5 separate regions of the Homo sapiens genome follow, and regions 1, 2, 4 and 5 are each linked to region 3. A link is a contact called in ENCODE Hi-C or POLR2A ChIA-PET data. All regions are on one chromosome and are shown on one strand. The core of a region is the stretch at or near the end of the contact, and the rest is flanking DNA. Distances in the headings are between cores, read along the strand shown.

What was found. Hi-C counts contacts between places; a loop is a spot of excess contacts on that map. ChIA-PET counts read pairs that join two places held with the same protein, here RNA polymerase II (POLR2A). Pooled maps may share reads with other maps.
Region 1: a map of CD8-positive, alpha-beta T cell shows a loop between it and region 3 (26-fold over the local background). The contact joins the promoter of ARRDC1-AS1 here to the promoter of UBAC1 in region 3. A Hi-C loop is called at or near these places in 2 of 168 maps with a recorded cell type or tissue (CD4-positive, alpha-beta T cell and CD8-positive, alpha-beta T cell) and 6 of 50 pooled maps. POLR2A ChIA-PET finds 5 or more read pairs at or near these places in 1 of 52 experiments (T-cell).
Region 2: a map of CD8-positive, alpha-beta T cell shows a loop between it and region 3 (10-fold over the local background). The contact joins the promoter of BRD3 here to the promoter of UBAC1 in region 3. A Hi-C loop is called at or near these places in 3 of 168 maps with a recorded cell type or tissue (CD8-positive, alpha-beta T cell, gastrocnemius medialis and naive thymus-derived CD4-positive, alpha-beta T cell), 3 of 37 single-sample maps with no recorded cell type and 12 of 50 pooled maps.
Region 4: a loop to region 3 is called in a pooled map, with 9 times the contacts of the local background. The contact joins the promoter of NSMF here to the promoter of UBAC1 in region 3. A Hi-C loop is called at or near these places in 5 of 50 pooled maps.
Region 5: a loop to region 3 is called in a map of CD8-positive, alpha-beta T cell, with 8 times the contacts of the local background. The contact joins the promoter of NOXA1 here to the promoter of UBAC1 in region 3. A Hi-C loop is called at or near these places in 1 of 168 maps with a recorded cell type or tissue (CD8-positive, alpha-beta T cell) and 1 of 50 pooled maps. POLR2A ChIA-PET finds 5 or more read pairs at or near these places in 1 of 52 experiments (AG04450).

The regions. Positions count from the first base shown.
Region 1 is chr9:137,617,031-137,620,173 of GRCh38, reverse strand. ARRDC1-AS1 (ARRDC1 antisense RNA 1) reads left to right here and starts at 1,279. Exons shown (of 3, transcript NR_122035.1): 1 at 1,279-1,643; 2 at 1,983-2,240. It overlaps EHMT1 (euchromatic histone lysine methyltransferase 1), which reads right to left and starts at 1,169. Exons shown (of 27, transcript NM_024757.5): 1 at 1,125-1,169. The coding sequence starts at 1,145. RefSeq lists enhancers at 43-761, 1,427-1,476 and a silencer at 1,087-1,386.
Region 2 is chr9:134,066,219-134,069,380 of GRCh38, reverse strand. It overlaps BRD3 (bromodomain containing 3), which reads left to right and starts at 1,355. Exons shown (of 12, transcript NM_007371.4): 1 at 1,355-1,436. RefSeq lists silencers at 750-1,479, 1,660-1,909.
Region 3 is chr9:135,959,836-135,962,627 of GRCh38, reverse strand. UBAC1 (UBA domain containing 1) reads left to right here and starts at 1,255. Exons shown (of 10, transcript NM_016172.3): 1 at 1,255-1,603. The coding sequence starts at 1,466. RefSeq lists silencers at 1,106-1,515, 1,526-1,645 and an enhancer at 1,135-1,635.
Region 4 is chr9:137,457,796-137,460,919 of GRCh38, reverse strand. It overlaps NSMF (NMDA receptor synaptonuclear signaling and neuronal migration factor), which reads left to right and starts at 1,586. Exons shown (of 16, transcript NM_001130969.3): 1 at 1,586-1,888; 2 at 2,371-2,432; 3 at 3,019-3,124. The coding sequence starts at 1,818. PNPLA7 (patatin like domain 7, lysophospholipase) reads left to right here. Exons shown (of 35, transcript NM_001098537.3): 34 at 183-286; 35 at 444-968. The coding sequence ends at 527. RefSeq lists silencers at 1,356-1,705, 1,796-2,065 and an enhancer at 2,705-3,124.
Region 5 is chr9:137,421,907-137,424,694 of GRCh38, reverse strand. It overlaps NOXA1 (NADPH oxidase activator 1), which reads right to left and starts at 1,302. Exons shown (of 14, transcript NM_001256067.2): 1 at 989-1,302. The coding sequence starts at 1,165. It overlaps EXD3 (exonuclease 3'-5' domain containing 3), which reads left to right and starts at 1,533. Exons shown (of 22, transcript NM_017820.5): 1 at 1,533-1,581. RefSeq lists silencers at 1,072-1,631, 1,652-1,791, 1,802-1,941.

The sequences.
Region 1 (3,143 bases), core at 30-2,529, 1.7 Mb before region 3:
ACTCCTTGCATTGAATTTAAGAATTCCCCTGCACCTTCCCAGTTTACTTATTTCAACACCCCCCAAAAATGCAGGAAAAAAATAAACAAAAAGGCCATACATTACCTGAGTTAAAATACAGTGTTAAGTCTATGCACCAGGATACTGTACGGCTTCTTACTACACCTTAACTTTCTAAGCTTTAGAAGTCTCAACTGTTACTAGACAGTTAATTTCAAAGAAATACTTCTACGCTGACAGTTTTCTCCAAACCGGTCCCTTATCTCAGCCCTAGGACCACACTATTTCTGCATCTCCACGGACACACCACCTCCTGCTTGCTTTTCCTTCAGAGGGACGCCAGTGGTCCACTCGCAAGACTTTAATCTCTACGCTGCTTCCTTTCCTAAGCAAGGAAACAAACTATCCTTGAGAATGAGCACGGGGAAGGCCGAGACCATTAACAAAAGAATGTGAACTTTTTACATCGAGAGCCCTTTAAAGCTGCTGGTTTGGAAATAAACTTGAGTCCGCAAGCTTCCCACCGAGCGTGCTTTCCTGCTTCTGACAGCCAGCAGGGCTGGAGCAGCATTGTCTGGGGAGAAACACGCCGGGACTGGCCAACTTTTCGTTAAAGATGGTGCCATCCTACTCAGAACAAAGTGAAAGGTCAACGAAGCGAAGGAAGAGCTCCGAGAGGAGGGACAGCCTCGCCTCGGCCGGCGCTCCAAAGTTGGCCGGCCCCGCTACTTTTCCTTTTGTCCTCCGCACCTCCCCGGCACCCTGGCCGAGGCCCTCCCCGCAGATCCGGCTTGCGGGCGGCGGCGGCGGCACGGGGTCCGTGGGGGGCGCGGGCACAGGTACGCGGTCGCCTCCCTCACCTGCGCCCCCGCCCGCTCCCCCAGCCGCCGCCCGGCCCGCGCCGCGCACAAAGCGCGCCCGGCGGGAGCGCGGGCCGGACGCCCGGCGGCCTCGGCCCGGCCTCGGCCTGAGGCGGCGGCAGCGGCGGCGGCGGCGGCGGGGGGACCCGGGGCCCCGCCCGCCCGCCGGCCGCCTGCCGCCGCCCCGCCCGGTTCTTCGCCCCCGCGCCGCCTCCGCCGCTGCCCGCCGCCCCCGCGCCGCCCCCCGCCGGCCCCGCTGCTCACCTCGGCATCGGCGGCGGCCATGGCCCGGGCCCGCAGCGTGGCCCCGCCCCTCCCGCGCGCCATCGCCCCGCCCGCGCCTCGCGGCCCAGAGTCGGGGCGGGGCCGATCGCCTACGTCTGCGCCTGCGCCTGCGCCCGCGCCTGCGCGTTGGAGCTCGACCGGTGCGGCGCCTGCGCACTGGAACCAGGCGTGCGGCGCCCCAGGCGCCGGGCCTGCGGCGGCCGGAACCGGAACGCGCGCCCGCGGGGTAGGAGACCTGGAGCTGGAGAACCCGCCCGCCAGAGTCGTAGTAGTGGATGGGGAGTAGCCGTCCCATTTTCAACACATGTCTCATTCTAAATTGACGTTTTGGTGGGCTGGCCGAAGAAGGAGAAAGACCCGCGGCTCCGACCTCTGACCTCTAACCCCGGACGCACTTTGATTTCGCCGGCTTGCGCGGAAGGCTGACTCCCTGGGCCGCGGCCTGGCGCGGGAGCCGCCTGTGGGGTGTCCCCGGCGCGGGAGGGTGCTCTGGTTCAGGCAGGTTCCCGTTGCGGCGGGGTTCCCTCGGTTGGGAGGAATGCCCCTGCCGAGGGTATGCTCCGGCTGGAGGGGGTGTCCCTAACGGCGGGAATACCTGGACTGGCTGGGGTGTCCCACTGGGGAGGGTTTCCCGGTGGGGAGGTGTCTGGCGGGGGAGCGGCTCCGGCTAAGCATGGGTGTTCTGCTAGGAGGATGTGTCTGGCTGGGGGCGGTGTCCCAATCGGGAGGGTTGCCCTGATGGGGGAGGTTCTACAGTTGTGGAGATGCCAACCTGGGGGGCGCTCCGGTTGGGGGGTGTGCCCTCTCTGGTTACCCCGCTCTCGCTGCCACTCATAGGCCCGCTGCCCAGGTATGCACAAGTCAAGGCCTTTTCTGCAGACCAAGTAGCCTTCCCTGGAGAGCGCCCCCAGCACCACGGAAACTACCTACATGCCCCGCGGTGGTCAGCCCGCCTTATCCCAGCCCCGAGACCCAAAACAAGAAGCATGGACTGAATTTGAGGTTTCTGGATGGTCGTGTGAACCGAGGGGACGGGTACTGGACTGACAAGAAATGAGCCTTGAAGGTCAATCTGGGTGACACCCGAGTCTCCTGGTGAGTCGGACTCCGGAGAATTATCTCAAGTCCAGCATAGACAGCGCACATAGACAGAAAAGGAAACGGACAATCCCAAGTGCCAAGGGAACCTTCCCAGGTTTCTTTAGGGCAGCTAAACTGCTCTGTCAAAGCCTAAGTCCATTTATGACAGGCCGAGCACCCTGAGCCCTCGCAGGAGACACGAGCGCCTTCATGGCCCTCCTGCCCCGCACCCACCTCTCCGCCACCCCTGCTGTCTGTCCCTTCCCTGAAACCTTTATTTCGAGTGTCTTTGTGGCTTCCCTCTTTACCATCCTTGAGTTGAAATATCACCTCTTAAGGGAAGCCTTCCCTCTCCTCCCTAGTTAAAATGATACTGCCCCCCCATACCTGTCTTCGTTGACTTACTTGGCTCCATCACAGTGTGTGTCATGTGACTCTCCCACATCCTGATTTGGAATATTGTCTCCCTACTAGAATGTAAGTCCATGGTGCCTAGAACAATACCTGGTGTACAGGAGACAAAATATTTGTTGACTGGGCCGGGTGCGGTGGCTCACGCCTGTAATCCCAGCACTTTGGGAGGCCGAGGTGGGCAGATCATGAGGTCAGGAGATGGAGACCAGCCTGGCTAACATGGTGAAACCCCATCTCTACTAAAAATACAAAAAATAGCCGGGAGTGGTGCTGGGCGCCTGTAGTCCCAGCTACTCGGGAGGCTGAGGCAGGAGAATGGCATGAACCCGGGAGGCAGAGCTTGCAATGAGCTGAGATTGTGCCACTGCACTCCAGCCTGGGCAACAGAGCAAGACTCTGTCTCAACAACAACAACAAAAAAATTGTTGACTGAATAAAGGGAGTTAGAATGTGAAGAAAAATCCTTCACCAAGCAAACATCCACCCTAAGTGAAGGTGTGGGAA
Region 2 (3,162 bases), core at 106-2,605, 1.9 Mb after region 3:
TTTTGTTTTTGACGTTTTTATTGGGGTCTAATGTACACAACGTGTAACCACCTTAAGTTACAGCTGGATTAAAATTGATTTATGTGGCCGGGTGCGTTGGCTCACGCTTGTAATCCCAGCACTTTGGGAGTCCGCGGTGGGCGGATCATCTCACGTCAGGAGTTTGAGAACAGCCCAGTCAACACGGTGAAACCCCATCTCTACTAAAAAATACAAAAATTAGCCGGGCGTGGTGGCGGGTGCCTGTAATCTCAGCTACTCGGGAGGCTGAGCCAGGAGAATGGCTTGAACCCGGGAGGCGGACGTTGCAGTGAGCCGAGATCGAGCCACTCACTACACTACAGCACTCCAGCCTGGGTGACAAGAGCGAAACTAACGTCTCAAAAAAAAAAAAAAAAAACAAAAACCAAAAAAACAACAAAACCCCCCCCCCCACAACTTGATTTATGTGTAAACCCGAGTCGTCATCACCCAAAACAAGATGCAAAACGTGTCCACGGGCTGAACCTTTCAAGATACAGAAAAAGGGCCAGGGGTGGCCCTCTCCCGGAATCTCAGGCTGGGAACCTGGTATCTAGTTCCCGCCCCTCACTGGGCAGATGGGGAAACCGGGGCTTGGGGCGAGAAGGTCCCCAGGCAGAGCTGGGAGCACCCCTAACTCTTCGCCAGCTCTGGGGACTTGGCGCCCTCTCCAGCAACAGCGAACTTGGGCGCCCGCGCCCCAGCAAGTCGGGTGGGGGAGATGGTGACACGGAGGGCGCGGCAGAGCGCGGCTCCTCCCCGGGCGGGGCCGACCTGCCCGCGCGCACCGACGCCCCGCCCCCCGCCCCGCGCGCGCGCTCCCGCCAGGCTAATTAGGCGCGCGGTTTGTTTACAAACACGGGCTCCCGGCAGGTGCGCGCCGCCCCGCCCGTGCGCGGCCGGGGTTCGAGGGTGGCTCCCGCGGGCCTCGGGGTGCCCGGACGGGGGCTGCGGTGCTGGCTGCGTGCCCGCTTCTTCCATGCCGTCCTGGGGCACCGGAAAATCCGCCGCCAGGCGCTGTCCCCGACACGGGGTGAGGAGAGCCGTGCGGGCCCGGGCGGGGAACGGCCCACGGGGTCCCAGCGTTGTTGCCCTGCCGGGCGGGCGCCGAGCCCCGCCCCCGCGCGCCCCCCGGGCCAGGCCCGCTCTCGGCCGGGTCGGCGGGGCGGGCGGGGGCCCCCGGGGCGGGGCGCGGCGCCGGCGGGGCCGGGACATGTAGTCCGCGCGCCCGCGGCCTCCCCTGGGCGGCCCCGGCGCGGGCCCGGCCGCGGACTACGACTCCCGCCAGGCGCCGCGGCGCAGCGCATGAGCCCTGCTCGGCTCCGGCGCGTCTATTATGCTGCCGGGGCCGGCGAGCCAAAGAGGAGCCGGCCGCGCGGGCCGGGAGGGGACGGCCGCCGGAGCCGCGAGGCCAAGTACGCCTTTCTCTTGCTTCCTTGCGCGCGCGGGGCGGCGGGCGGCGCGGGCGGCGGCGGGCCGGGCTGGGCCGGGGAGCGCGGCCCCGAGCGCCCCGCGCAGTCCGCCGGCGCGTCCGGGTGAACCGGGCGCCCGGGGCCGCCGCCGCCGCCGCCGCCTTTGTGCGCGGCCACGATGCAACAAAGCGCGGCGGCCGCCCGGGGTCGCGGCGGCGGTGGCGGCGGCGGTGGCGCGGGCTCCGCTCCCCTCCTCCCGCTCCCGCTTGGCCGCCTCCGTCCCGGACTCGGGGCGTCGCTGCGGCCGGGGCGCGCAGCCCGGAGTTGGCGCGGCCCGCGCGCCCCGCGCCAGCCCGGCCTCCGCGCGCCCTCCCTCACGGAAGGGATTTTTTTCCCCCTTTCCTCCGCCCGCCATCTTTCGAAGGGGGAACCCAGGGAGGACGCGGAGGGGGAAGGTGCGCGCGGCGGCCCCGGCCTGCGGCCGTGCGCTCCGCGGGGCCACTTTCCCCGCGCCTGTTCCGCCGGCCTCGCTCCCGAGCCGTTGCTGGGGCCCGCGCCTGGGGACCGTCGCCGCGCGCCGCGGCCGGGGCGGGGGGCAAGGCCGGGCTCGGCCCTGGGCTCTGCGCGGCCTCCTCCCAGAGTTACGGGCCCAGAGCTGACTTTGAGCCCCCCTGAGTTGCCGGATTATTGCACCCAAACCAGGGGGAGACCCAGTTCCCGTTTTGAAATCAGCCTGAAAATCGCTTAATCCGGGCGAGGGCGAGTTGGAGCGGGAGGGACGGGGGTGCTTCCCCTCCTTCCCACTTTTGGGGGGCGCCGGAGTGACAACGTGATACAAGCCCATCCGGGGAGAAATGCGCACCCCGAACCGTGTACACCCACATGGCCCTGGTGGGCTCTCTGTGAATAAAGCTGGGGCGTGCGGGAAGTCTTATTCCACCGGTTGCTCGTTCGGGGGCAGGGCCGGGATGGGGGCTTCGCGCGGCCTCCTTTCCCTGGAGGGCGAGAACTCGGCCCGCCGAGACCCACCGGGGGCAGGGACCCGGCGTCCATCGTGTGGGTTCCTCCGTTCGACCCAATCCTTGAGTGGTTGCGATCTTTAATTTTGGTTGAAAGCTTTCTGCTCAGAAATAGATACTGGGATTTCTCCCCCTTACATTAAACTTGGTCATTGTCTGCAAAAGTTAACCAGGAGGGGAGACTGTAGTGCATTGGTGGGCAGAGTAATTGGGCTGGAACTGCAAGAGGCAGCTTCGTGTGTCCCGTCCTCCCCCGCCCTACCCTGTGAGAAGGAACAGAAGAGGAAAAGAGTTTTCTTTTTACCCTGCTCTTTTGTAGGCTTTTCCCCTTACTCTTTTCTTTAAAATGGAGGGTTTTTTTTTTTTCCTGGGTCCATGTAGTATGCCTGGGGAGATCCTGGAATCTATGCAAAGTTGTATGGCATTTTTCTGGGGAAAGTAGTTTGTTACTGGCTTCCAACGGGGTCTAAGGAAGGTCTGAACCCCTGCAAGGGGCTGGCCTCGGGGGTTAGGGAGCCCTCCCTCCGGGTTCTTCCCTGGCAGCCCTGATGCAGCCTCTCATTTGCAAATAAAGGTCTGTGTTTGCCGTTTTCTCTGTTGAGGCCTTGATGGGTGCTGGTGGTTACTGATCATGAAAGATAAGGCACACGCTGTAACAGGACGGGCTGCAGGCGAGCGAGGGGCATTTCTTTCTGACCTTCCGGGTAGCC
Region 3 (2,792 bases), core at 6-2,505:
ATGTGTGTGCAAAATGGTGTGGACAGAATAAAAGCCTGCAGGCAGGAGGCAGAGACAGCCTCCCCGGTTAGATTGCTAACCTCTGAGAACGGGAACTGTGCCTTATTCATCTCTGCGCAGTAAAGTTTTTTTAAATGAATGGGATGAATGAGTACAGATCAGTCAATGTGTCAGGTCTAACCTGAACTACAAAATTCATATTTAGGAGCATGGTAAGTAAGACGTTATCCAGGACTGTTGAGCTAGGTACAGAGACCACTGCCAAGGGGGCTTGCAGTGGGGAGAGAGGTCAGGCTCAACTCCCAATACAGCAAGGGCAAGTGGGTGGGGTCAGTGAATGGAAAATTAATAGGAGAAAACATCAGGGATGTGGGCGGTTCTGGCTAAACCGACCTGACAGGGTTCTTGCTGAAGAGAGGCTGGAGATATCAGACAGCACCTGGGGGACGAGGAACCTGACCAGACGTCCAGGGTGATCTGATATTGAGGCTGGGAGTTCTTGCTAAACTCACTTATCAAGGCTCTTCGCTAAAACTGGATTTTACAAGGAAGTGTACAGATGATGTAGAAGGTTCAGGAGCCTGCTTAAGTTTGGCCAAGCAAAGACTCTTTGTCACACCCCACAGAAAATGAGTCTGCCTGGCATCACCTGCACCAAGGGCGGCTTCCCTCCCCTCTGGGTGCCCCGCAAACCTAGGCTTCGCAGGAACAGTGACTCTCTGATCTGCGTGTGAATTAGAAAGACCTAGGCTTGTTAAAGCCAAGTTCTTTGGAGAGCCTCCGTTCTACAGCAGTGCAGTGCAAAAGAAATATCACAGCAGCCATGTAGGCAATTTAAAATTCTATCTTAAAAAGGTTAAAAGAAACAGGTGAAATTAATTTTAATGACATATTTTTCTTAACTCAATAGATACAAAATATTATTTCAACATGTAATCAATATGAAAACATTATCGAGATGCCTTACATTCCTTTTTCCCGTTACTTCTTTGGGATCCAGCGTGTATTTTACCTTTAGAACCCATGAGGTCCCACGTGGTGAGTGCCCCGGGTGGGAACCGCCTGCAGCTCGGGGAGGAACGAAGCTACCAGAGAACTACAGCTCCCGGCATGCTCCGGGCGCGCCCCGTGACGCACTTCCTTTGCGGTGGCCACAGCGCGCCCCCGGCGGCGGGAGCGAGGCGCCTGTCCGAGAACCACATCTCCCGGCATGCGCCAGACGCGCCCGTGACGCACTTCCGGTGCGGCCGCGACGGCGCGCCCCCGGCGGCTGCTGCGGCGGCGGGAGCGAGGCGACCGCTGAGGCCGCGGAGAGTGACGGCGGCCCGGCCGACGGGAGCCGGGGCGGGGCGGCGGCCCAGCGAAGGAGCGCGCGGGCGGTCTGGCCCCGCCCCCTCCCCGCCCGCCTTCCCGGTGACCTTCAGGGGCCCGGGTGGCGGGCGCAGGCCCCTGCGGCGGCGGCGGGATGTTCGTGCAGGAGGAGAAGATCTTCGCGGGCAAGGTGCTGCGGCTGCACATCTGCGCGTCCGACGGCGCCGAGTGGCTGGAGGAGGCCACCGAGGACACCTCGGTGGAGAAGCTCAAGGAGCGCTGCCTCAAGCACGTAAGGCCGGGCCCCCTCCCCTGCCCCCAACACCCGCTCCGGACCCCTCCGACTGCGGACCCCGCCTCAGTCCCCGAACCGCCCCGACCTGGGGTCCGCCGCCCAGTCCGCAGCTCCCAGGCCCTCTCCTCCGGGGGTGGAGGCAGCGCCTCCTGCCCGTTTGCCCGACTCTCCCCCTTTCGGATCCCACACCTCTGGACGCTCGTCCCGGGCCTGGCCTTTCGGCCGGCGGACTCCGGTCACTAAGCGCTCGCCCCGTGCCAGCCGCCCGGCCGAGCCCTGTACACGCCAGCCTCTCAGTTAACTCTGCAGCCACGCAGGGAGGTAGGGGCAGATCGGGAAACTGAGGCCTGGAGAGTGAAGTCGCCGACGGAGCAGGGCCTCGGGACTTTCCGGCAGTTGTACCTTTTTGCTGTTGGGGTGAGGTTTTTTTTCAGCAGCATCTTTGAGAGCTGAGAATTAACGTAGGCTCCTTCATGAAGAGGCCCCTTCTCCTTCCTCTTCCCCTTTCCCGCAGAGCCGGCTGCTTGGAGCTCTTTTCCTGGCTGGCCCCAGGCCACTGTGCCTTTTAGCTGGAGTCCCTGAAATAGTGCCGCTGCGGGACAAGGCCCTGCGCCCCTGCTTTTCTGCAGAGGTAAAATTGGTCAAGAGAGAAGTCCCAGGAGTAGGGTCTCCTCGCGGAGACACTTTTTAAAGTTTATTCACCTGAAATACTCCTGTGTATTTAGTTCCTTAGGTTGCTGATTTTTGGAACTAGTTCTCGAGTCTCTAAAGGACTCAGTAAGGTCAGCTAAGAAGCCTGTCTGTGTGTCAGACTGACCTCCTGTCTATACCTGACATGATCTGAGGGCTTGGCAGAATTTAGGTTGAAGGAGGCTGCAATTTTCTAGTGGCGACTCCATGTGATAAGTTACGACGTATCTGTGTTGACAGGTTGAGTGCGTTACACTTGAGCTGAGTGTGGTCTCTAAGGATAAACTTCAGTTCTTACCATAGTAGCTGCTCGCATACAGTACTTTCGAGTTGCTTTTGTGAGCATGGTTCTGTGGAGTTCTGGAACTGTCAGAGGCAAGCTTGGCAAGCCCCCTTCTGGAACGCACTGGCTGTGAATAACTGGGAGGTGCTGGCCTCAGGATTCACACCAAGGAGGGGGCTGAGCCTCCTGCGTTCAAGGGCCGGTATGTTTTGG
Region 4 (3,124 bases), core at 337-2,836, 1.5 Mb before region 3:
GCCAGACAGAACCAGGGGTGGTGTGCAGGGCTGCCCTGGGACCAGGTGGCTGCGTGTAGGGCCCCGGGCCACCTTGGAGGCGGGGGTGGGCATCTGTGGCCGGTTCTGCCTCTGAGTGTGGCTATGCTGGGTACGGTCCCTTCCTTGGGAGGGGACTGACGCAGCCCTACCCTCGGTGCCAGACGAATCTGACTACCAGACGGAGTACGAGGAGGAGCTGCTGGACGTCCCCAGGGATGCATACGCAGACTTCCAGAGCACCTCAGCCCAGCAGGGCTCAGACTTGGTGAGGAGCTGGGCATGGTCCCACCTGGTGCCCACAGCTGAGCCTTGGTGCCTGGCCCTGTGCCGGCCACTCCCTCCCTGTGGTCCCACCGGGTTACCAGCGCTGCAGAGCCCCTGCCCTGCCTGGTCCTCACCTGGAACATGCGGTCTGCTTGCAGGAGGACGAGTCCTCACTGCGGCATCGACACCCCAGTCTGGCTTTCCCAAAACTGTCTGAGGGCTCCTCTGACCAGGACGGGTAGAGGCCTCTGCTAAAGAGCCCGGATGCAGCGTCTTCCGTGGGACTGTCCCCAAGGCTGAGGCTCCTGCCAAGTCCTAGGGGCCTCTGTACCTGCCCTGCTGGAAGCCCTGACTTCCCCGGGGCCCCAGGCTGTGTTAGGGTTCTCTGGGCCTCTTCTTTGTACCAGCAGCCCTGCATACAGGGCCCTGTGAGCCCCCCTGCAGTCCTGTGAGGCCCCTGAAGCTCTGTGAGGCCCCTGAAGCTCTGTGAACCCCCTGCAGCCCTGTGAGGCCCCCCGAAGCCCTGTGAGGCCCCCCGAAGCCCTGTGAACCACCTGCTGCCCTGTGAGGCCCCCAAAGCCCTGTGAACTGCCTGCTGTCCTGTGAACTGCCTGCTGCCCTGTGAGGTGTGGGAGCCCTGATGCTGCCGTGTGATGTTTCAATAAAGGTGGATCTCACTGTTGGACGTGTCTCCCGGGCCGAGGTCCCTGTGGCAAAGAAACACTACTGGTTCTCCCTGATGCGGGTGGTCCCTGAGGCTGGGCAGTCCCCAGTCCTCCTCAAAGGACCCCACTGCTGGGGCCTGAGAGCCCTAGGGCGGCAAATGCAGGCCAGGCAGGTAGGGCGTCCAGAGTCTGCATAGAGCTGTGGCCCCCCAGGACCAGGACGGGCCCCTCTGTCTCTCTCTGGCCTCGTGCAAACTGGGTGCCCCCTAAACTGGCTTCCCCTTCGGTTTCCAGTTCCCAAACTGCACAGGGAGCCCTTTTGTGTAAGGGGAGGGAGAACCGGCCTCCCTGTGATCCTGCAGGTCTGAGCAGCAGATCGTGAGGGCCGAGGGCCCAGGACTTTGCGACCAGGGGGCCGCTGGCCTCAGTTTCCCCGCTCTGGAGGCCTGGACGAGAGGGCGCGGAGCCAGGCCGCCCGGCCCCGCCCCCAACTCAACCCGGGCCCGGACGTCACGGTGGGCGGGGCCACATGTCCTCTCCGAGCTCTCCGGGGCCCTGACGTCACGGTAGGTGGGGCCGACCGCCCCTCTGGGCCCGCCCGGGCCCTGACGTCACGATGGGCGGGGCCGGCCCTCGGTTCGGGCAGCGCTCTCCCGGGAGCGGCGGCACGCGCGGAGCGCCGGGTGCGGCCATGCGGGGACCGGGCCCGACCCCGAGCCCGACCCCGAGCCCAAGCCCGAGCCGGAGCCCGAGCGAGACCCCGAGCCCGAGCCCGAGCGCGACCCCCGGTGCGGCGCGGCTACCCCGGCGGAGGCGGCGGGCGCGGGGCGCGCTCTGAGGCCCGGGGGATGCGCCGCCGCCTCGACCATGGGCGCCGCCGCCTCCAGGAGGAGGGCGCTGAGGAGCGAGGCCATGTCCTCGGTGGCGGCCAAAGTGCGGTGAGTGCGGCGGGGCCGCCTTCCCGCACCCCGCCCTGGACCTCCGACCCCGCCCGAGTCCGCCCCTGCCCCGCGGTGCTCCCCGGGCTCCCGGGCCCCGGCCTCTGCCACTGAGGCGCCCTCCCCGCGCCCCGCGCCTCCCTCTTCCTGGTCCCCTGCCCTGCTCTTCCCTCCCCTCCCCTCGCGAGCGCGTGGTGGGCGAGCGCACCCCCCAGGTCGGGAGTGGCCTCGGTTCCCCCGGGGAACAGCAGCCGACCGGCCTCGCGACCCCTCTCCACGGTCCGACGGGCAGGGGCCGGGCCTGCAGGCCTGGCCAGGGCGCACCAGGACCAAGGGTGTGTGGGCTCCCGGAGGGGGACGACCCCGACCCTCCTTCCAGACGCCGAGGGCCTGGCTGGGGACCGGACCCCCGGCTCTTGCGCGGCCCGGTGTTTGGGAGGGTCGTGCCGTGGCCTCTGACCGTGCCCTCTGTCCACCCTCAGAGCAGCCCGAGCGTTTGGAGAGTACCTGTCCCAGAGTCACCCTGAGAACCGCAACGGCGCAGGTAGGGGCACGCGAGGCCGTGCCAGGGCCGCCCAGACCCCCCAGCCCAAGGGATGCTGATCCCTGCCTCCGGGGGTGGAGCGTGAGGGGCATTGGTTGCGCGTGGGCCCGGCGCCCTGCCGGCCTGGCTTCCTTACATCCCCTGCCCTCCCTGCCCGAGCCCCAGGAGCAGTTCCCAGCCGCTCGTCACCATGGCACCCACCCCGCCTGGGCCGTTGGCATGGCAACAGGCCTCCTGGCTCCCCCAGGGCTGGCACCACTGCCTCTGGGGGCCAGCTGGTGGGGGGAGGGGGAAGTTGGCACCAGGCAAACGGTGCGATCGCAGGCTGGGGGATGGCCTGCGTGTTCCTACCCGGCAGGACCGCACACAGGTAGCACAGCGTCACCCAGCCCCCACGCACATGCTAGAGCTTCAGGCCCAGATAGGAGTGAGGGGCTCAGAAACACGCCAGTGACTAGGGTTTGGGCAGCCCTAGTCCCCCACAGAGGCCAGGTGCCCACTGGGTGTTCTCTGCCTTCGGCCTGCTATGAAACCGGCAGCGGGGGGCCCACACGCGGCAGGCAGGCTCACTCAGTGTCTCTCCTAGATCACCTGCTGGCTGATGCCTACTCTGGCCACGACGGGTCCCCCGAGATGCAGCCGGCCCCCCAGAACAAGCGCCGCCTGTCCCTCGTCTCCAACGGCTGCTACGA
Region 5 (2,788 bases), core at 53-2,552, 1.5 Mb before region 3:
TGGCCGAGGAGGGTGGATCACCTGAGGTCAGGAGTTCAAGACCAGCCTGACCAACATGGTGAAACCCGTTTCTACTAAAAATACTAAATTAGCCAGGCGTGGTAGTGGGCGCCTGTACTCCCAGCAACTAGGGAGGCTGAGGCAGGAGAATTGCTTGAACCCGGGAGGCAGAGGTTGCAGTGAGCCAAGATTGGGCCACGGCACTCCATTCAGCCTGGGTGACAGAACGAGACTCCATCTTTGAAACAAACAAAAAAATGAAATCATTATGGAGGTGATTGTAAATTTGTACGCAGCTTTAAGACACAAGAGAGGGGGGTCTCATGCGCTTTGCCCAGTCTCCTCCAAGGGGGATATTTTGCCAGTCAGGGGCGTGGAGACCCTCCCACAGCGCGCAGTTCCCTCTCCTTTAAATCACTGCTGTCACCGAGCCTTCAGTAACCGTGGGCACCTGCCTGCTTCTGCGGGGTGCTTGGGACTGAGCGGGGGTGGGCAGCGCTGGCGTTTGGGATGCGCAGGAACAGGCGGCCCCGGAACGCGAGGGGGCACGAGAAGGGCACCGGGCTCCGTGCAGGGCCTCGGCCGCTGCACCCTGGCACCCTGGACTCCTGGCTGTTTCGGGGAGTGGGCTGGGGGAGGGCTGAGGGCTCTGAGGAGGAGACTGACCCGGTCTCCCGGCCATGACCACAGGCGCAACGCTTTCCCCTTAGGGCAGGGCGGTCCCTCGGGCCTGACCCAGCCCAGCAGCTTCCCCCTTCCCGGTGTGAGTCACCCTCGGGCCCCGGCCTCTCCCGGTGACCGCCGCGCCCCCCAGCGCGGCCTCGCTTAGCTCAGGTGCGGCCCCCCTGCTCGGCTCCCACCTGCCGGGGCGTTCGCTGGGTCGGGGGCGGCAGGGCGACCCCGTGACGGTCGGGGAGGGGCGCTGGGCCCTCCCCAGGGGCTCGAGGCGGAGGCGTCGCCCGCACCGGCCTCCCCACGCCCCGCTCACCCGCAGCGCGGCCTCGGGGTCCCCGGCCAGCAGGTGCACGCAGCCCGCGTTGAAGCACAGCCTGGCGGGCGGCGCCGGGACGCCCGAGAAGAGGTGCAAGGCGCGGGCCCAGTCCCCACGATCCACAGCCTGCGCGCCCAGGTGCCAGGCGCGCACCAGGTCCCCCAGAGAGGCCATGGCGGCCGGTGGCGGCGCTCGAGGAGGGGCCAGGATCCCGCGGAGGGGCCGGGGCCGGGGCCAGGCGGCGGCGCGGGGCTGCGGGGTCTCCGAGGCGGGCAGAGGTGCGGGCGCCAAGCGCCAGGTGCAACCCCGCTGCCCCGCGGCGCCCCCTGGCGGCAGGCGCCCGCCCCTCCCCGGTAAGGCCACGCCCCCGCCAGAAACGGCTACGCCCACTCCAGACCCTCAGGCCTCGCCCACCTCCCATTCGGCCCCCGCCCCGGCCGGACTTCCGCCGGGAGCTTTGTGCGCCCGGCTTCCTCGCCCCGCCCGCGCTGGCCTTGGTGCGCCGGATAAAGCCCTCCGGGCCAGCGGCTGCGGTCGGGCCAAGGTTCCGCGCCGGGCGTGGACGGTGTGGGGCGGTCCCGGCCCCGCAGGTGAGCGACCCCGGGCCGCGCGGGCCAGGTGGGCGGTCTGGGCGCCGGGGGCAGAGCGGGGCCGGGCCGGGTGCGCGTCCTGAGGTGAGGGCCGTAGCTGGGAGTGAGCCGGGGGCGGGCCGCCGGCTCTCCCGGGGTGGGGAAACTGAGGCCCCGATGGGGCGGGGAAGGTGCGTTCTCCCGCAGGGCCCCGCTCCGGAGGCCGCCGAGCAGCCGGACGCCGCGGGGAGCTGAGCCGACCCCGGCGACCCCGCCGCCCTGTCCCGCAGGGCCTGCCCTCCTCCGCGCCTTCCGAGCACGGACATCACAGGACCCGGAGGCCCTTCGCTCCCTCGCCGAGGAGGAGGCGCTCCCGGTGGGACGCGCGCGCGCCCGCCCTGCCCTCCCCGGGAGAAGGGACGGGCGCCTCCCTGCAGGGGCCCTGGCTTCCTGTCCACCGGCGCTGAGTCCTGTATTAGTTGTCAACCTAAAATAATTAAAAGGGTCAGAATGTGGTGCCCGGTGGGTTTATTCAGGCACAGAGGTCGAGGGCGGCCTGGGTCACCAGGTGCAACGGAGAACAAAACAGAGGCTCAGGTTTTTAAAGAAAACAGAGCCCATCGGAGAGCAGGTGGTTTCGAACGTTGCCCAGGAGCTCACTGGCTTGTAGAAATGGCATTGGTTCGCGATTGACCACGGCTTGGTGTCATCAGTGGATAGTTACTTGGCTCGAGGGGTAGTGAGGGGCTGCGGTTTCATTTGAAATGCTTTCTGGCACTTAACATCAAGCTTTCTGGGCCCACAGTTTAAAAGGGCTTTACATTCCTCAGATAAATGATTTTTTTCTTTCTCATTTGCCCCCCTTTTGATCAAAATCTTTCTTCTTGAAAGCATTGATTATCAAAATCTGAGGGTCAGAGTGTCCCCTCTTGCTGGGAAGGCTCATTCCCACATAGTCCTGTCCCATGCCAAGCAGGGAAGGAGGAGACATTTCAGGGAGTTTTTTTTTTTTTTTTTTTTTTAAGAACACCACAAACTGAATTGGAATGGCATTACAGGGTGGCAAACATGAGGTCTCAGTGAAGTCATTAATTTATACAACTGCTGTCACCTGTTGAATCATCTCTAGTTTTTAGAAACACCATTAATTTTAATTTTCTCAGAAGTAACACATAGGACTATAACCAATTTGTATGCCAGGATGAAAAAAACAAACCTGTTCCATTAG